2 separate regions of the Homo sapiens genome follow, and region 1 is linked to region 2. Evidence: chromatin loops called from intact Hi-C (ENCODE). Cell type or tissue: Calu3. All regions are shown on one strand.

Region 1 (2,500 bases), 250 kb after region 2:
GGCTAACTCAAGAATAAACATAATCTACAGCATTTGAGTGTTTACTATATGCAAAATACTGTTAAATATGTATTTGTCTCTAGAGATCTATGTGGCTATCTCTTTCCCCTCATCAATGTCTCTATTCAAATATGACTTTCTAAATTAAGCTTACCTTAAGTATCCCATTTAAAATTTCTTCTAGCCCTTTCAGTACTTTCAACTCCTTTTATGATGGTTCTATTATTTTCATCACACTTGTGTCTTCAATTACCGAAAATTTTATTTTTATGTTGCTAATTACATACTGTCTATGTCTTCTCTACTGGAATGCATAAACTCCTTATTAAGTGTAGTTTTTTTCTGTTTTGTTCACTTACGTCTCTTCAGTATCTAGAAATGTGTCTGGTATATAGTAGATAATCAATGAATATTTGTTGAATGAATGAGATAATCACCAATGTCTGAACAGAATAACAAGCTACAGTGCTTACGAAGAATTTTCTGGCTGTGATGTATACTTAATTGACTTAGGAGATATTATGATATCTCATTCAGAAATAGATTTTTAAAACAACTTCGACTGTCAATCTTCTGAAATTGTTTAAATATGGCCCCACTTAAAAACCAAACATTGCCCAGTTCAGTGATTTTTAGATTCTTTTGAGAGGCTCCAAGGCCTCAAAGACCTCAGTAAGAGGCAACATGCCTAGGGGGGAGCAAATGGATGGGGCTTGGGTTTTACCCTGGCTTCATGCCAAGGGTCCTCCTTTTATCAGCTTCTGATTATGTTGTTGGGGGCCCAGGGAAGTGTGTGTGTGTGTGTGTGTGTGTGTGTGTGTGTGTGTGTGTGTGTGTTGGGGGGAGGGGTTAACATAACATTTTCTTTAAGTAAAAAATGTTACTTGTATTCAAACCCAGTACATCTTCTAGGATGACAGGTACTTGGAAAACATTATTTTAGATTATCCCCTGTTTAAAATCCTGTGTTTTGTTTTCTGTGTTTCTAATTAAGTTCTTATAATTAATTAATAAACAGGGAAACATATCTTTCTTCTCCTTAAAGTGAATAACAAAATTTCCTTTTATAAAATATCACCTAGTAGGCATGGGCCATAATCTTTAAGAAAACTCTTCAGTTTTCAAAAATATGAAACGTGTCTAGAATGCACTTGTCCATGGCATTAAAAAATGGTTTTAAAGGAAATCGTATATAAGATTTCAGAGGATATGTTTTAAAAGACAGATTTTTACAGAAGACTAAACAATCTACTACCAAACTGGTATGGAAGAAAATTATTTTGAAATATGAAGCAAGTAGCACCTGATGCCTTCCTCTCTTAAGCAATTTGAATTCAATTTGTGGCAGAAAGTGTAGCCTTTCTCAGATCAATAGGGCACATTCAGCACAGCTGTCCCACTACACCTGATCCAGAGCCAACCTGGCTGGGGACCTATTAGTCATACCTGAGGGACTCTCCCTAGCTTTTATCTCCAAGTATATCTCCTAGGATTACAGGTACTTGAGGCTAATTAGATCTGCTCTATTACCTGCCATGAGAGCCTCTGTTTCTACAACATCCCGTTTACCTTCCAATTTCAATGAGATAATCAGGGTGTCACAGTGCACTAAAGGTAAAATGATAGCCTTGCATACACACGGCTGGCTTTATCTGTTAATACCATATGCCGGTGTGCACGTGTGTGACACACACATGCGCGTGCTCACACACACACACTGGAGGGCTAGAAAGATAATAACTGGACTGACCTATTACAATTTTACCTTGTTTGCTTTGTTGCTATTCCTCAGAAGTCAGTCCCCCTTCCAATGTAATTATGTAATTAGAGCTAAAGACTATAAACAAATAGAGCTTTGTCCCCTCCCTCAGAGCTCTGAAGTCAACCCTTTTAAATGCTGAGACTTTGGAAGCCTACACGTCGCTGACACATGGAGGCAGACCTGAGGCGTGGAAAACACATCACATTCCTGACTTCTCTTTTCTCCTTCCTGGATTCAGGAAGCAAAGGAAGCACAAGTAGACAGCAGGATCTGGCCCTCATTTGGCATTTGTTCAAATTTGAGAAGATAAATGGGTGGGGTTGTTTTTTTTTTTTTTTTTTGCCCTTCAAATTAGTATTTTATTTAATTATTTGGCATCTTTTTAATATCATAACAAATTAAGACCATGGATCAAAATGGGCGCTTTAAAGGTATTTTCTACTTCTCTATCATATTCATTATTTGGGCAACCTCCTTGCTTAGTATATGTGCTAATTACTGGGCAAATATATTTGAGTAGATGGTAGGATACTTACAGAGCATATTCTATTACGATGCACTTCTGTGAGGCCGGACCAAACCAGATTTTACCCTGAACGTCATTCTCCAAGTTCATAGGGGAAAGAAGAAACTGAGCAGAAAATGTGTGGGTCCACTGTACTCTTCGGGCAGGAATGCACCTGCAAAGATAACAACAATTAGCAATATTATTGTGTGTTCTGGCTTTGCCAACTCTTT
Region 2 (2,500 bases):
CTGGAATGATAACAAGACATGTGGAGCCCAACTTGCCTGGCTCTCTTCAGGTTTGTAGAGAATAGAGTAGTTTCATAGATCTGCTTTCACCTATGATAAAAATCGGAAAGGTTAAAAACCTATAGTTCTAGTTCATGCCTTTTTTTTTTTTTTTTTTCTCTCTTTGACTTTCTTTTGCCAAGGAGTCTTTGTGCAGAGGCTGGTGAAAGTCGATCACATCTTACACCCTTCATGTCAAGTATTTCTTAAGGTATCTTATTTTTCATATTTCCAGGGATGTTAATCTCATTGCAGGACTAAAGTGGTTATGACTCTTAACAGTAAGGAAGGAAAGAAAAAAACAAAGAAAGTAGGAGAACATTACATTTAATTGCAAGTGTAGTAGAAAATTTTATGTAAGCAATAAAATAAAAAAAAAATACTTCCCTGCTCTGGAGAAAGGAAGATTAAATATTTAAATAAGATAGCTTATAAGAGATGTTTAAGTCAAGTAGTCTACCTTTTGTTTTTCTTTTAATCAACAACTTCCATTTCTCTCTACTCCCCCTATAAAGGCATTATGACTTTTAGTGAGTCCTGCCTTAATAAGCCATTCTAAAGATGAGTATGAGGTCAATTTATGTTTAAAAGCCTGCAGAGGGGCCCAATTATAGAGTAGACTGTTGGTATAAACTGTAATAGTTTATGTCAGGAAGTTCTTTTATTTTTTAGATAAAATTCAGTGTAACCATATGTCATATTTACAGTACAGAATACAATGTAAATAGTGCCCGCTGGAGTTGTGCAATATAGTAGCCCCCAAACTCTCATTATTTGAGCTGCTCACTTCTAAAAACATTAGTTCAACTCATCACACAGGCATAATTTTGGGGAATGAATACATTCAATTTCCAAACTCCTCAGTAAGAGAAAATTAAAGAACGGCGAACAAGTAAGGATAAATTTGAATACAGTTGTTAATAATATTATTCCCAGAATATAGGTTCTTAGAATTATCACCTAGTCTCCTTTTGTGTATTTTGTTTCACTCATCTAGAGTCATTCAACATGAATATGTGCTGCAAGTCTGTTGATTCCACCCAGTCTATTAAAATCACCTCTAAGTCAAGTGCAACGTAGACTGCTGCCCAAATCTTTAACTCAGAATTTTCTGTGTGACGTTTAATGCTGATTCTGTCTCTTTGCCTACTGTATTTTTAACTAAGGGCACTCTTTGAATATATTATTGTTGTTATTTACAACTATCTGGCAGCAGTTACACTAATTCAAGTTGATAATCAGCTATTTAAATTCCTTATGAACTCATGGTGGAATATGATGTAGCAGATCGCCTGAAGAACTTTATGTTTTGTGATATTATCACGACATAATGTAAAATGCCATGGAACAGGTCATATTGCCCAAGTGTCATTACACCTTGTGTCAAAAACCTGAAGCCTCTTTTGTCAGTTGGCTGACTGGCTTATTTCTCCAGAGATCCTCAGCTACATGATGTTGGAATTCACAATTCAGAGGGCAGTTGACACACCCATTTCTGTACTTAGACATTATTCCTACCTTCTAGTCTGTCAACCTCATCCTCATCAGTTTACCGAGAGTCTACAGAGGGTGTGGCCTTGTTTTACTCAAGCAATCAATAAGTGAAGGCAGTAAAGGAATGTAAAGTGAACAAGCATGCGGAAAAGAAATAGAAGACAGAAAATAACGCCTTGCAAATAGACTCTGAAAGGTCATTCAAAGTTGAAGAATTCAACTATTTCTTAAGTTGTATTTTGATAGGTTCATTGATACAACTAAATTGACTCAAGTTTCAACCAAAACTGTTTTTACAACCTACCTTCCTACTAGGTAATACTCATTACCAAAATTTTATCTTGGTTAATCTGGTCTATGGAGTAACTGTAAATGACTCATTAATAGTTACTCATGAAGTTTCCTTCTGGGAATTACTTTTAATAAGGCAATAGATAAATGTGGTGAAATACTTTCTGAGCTGAAGCTATTATCTTTGTACTGAATAGAAGTCTAGACATGAACACGTAGATGTGTGTCTGCTCAAATGCTGAAATCCAGGACCTATTCTATACCAGAGTATTTGGAATGTATTTTACTAATTGTCCCATTGACTATTAAAGGAAATTTGCAACCAGAGAGAAAGATAAATACAACAAACCTGACTCGAGATGGTTAAGAACTTGAAAGAAACCATTAATAGCAATGAAAATATTAGAAATCTCAAGAAAAATGGTTTTCCTTAGAAGATCATACTACCAGCCTATAGGTCATATCTGCAGAACATATTCTTTTGTTCTTACTGGTAGAACTACTGATCTGAATTAATACATGACATAAATACAAAATAATACTTTTCTGTGCCAAGTTTTTGGTCATAATTTATGTAATGAATTAGAATTTAACAAAATAATATGAAGATTAGAAGATAGGACACGCTTCATCTTGAATTTTGGGTGATCATGGCCAAATGGATAGTTGTTCCTTC

What was found. Peaks named below come from ENCODE experiments on the same cell type or tissue, not always from the same donor. Only the 100,000 strongest peaks of a DNase experiment are listed, where the experiment ranks them.
Region 1: a loop joins it to region 2, with 7 times the contacts of the local background. A loop is called at or near these places in 1 of 110 quality-filtered maps.

Annotation. Positions count from the first base shown.
Region 1 is chr2:145,430,805-145,433,304 of GRCh38, reverse strand. No RefSeq gene overlaps it. Among named protein-coding and RNA genes, the nearest start is that of LINC01966, 550 kb to the right of the region's middle. In Calu3, no CTCF peak of the experiment used is centred here; DNase peaks (open chromatin) are centred at 1,404 and 1,924.
Region 2 is chr2:145,684,967-145,687,466 of GRCh38, reverse strand. No RefSeq gene overlaps it. Among named protein-coding and RNA genes, the nearest start is that of LINC01966, 800 kb to the right of the region's middle. In Calu3, no CTCF peak of the experiment used is centred here; a DNase peak (open chromatin) is centred at 1,556.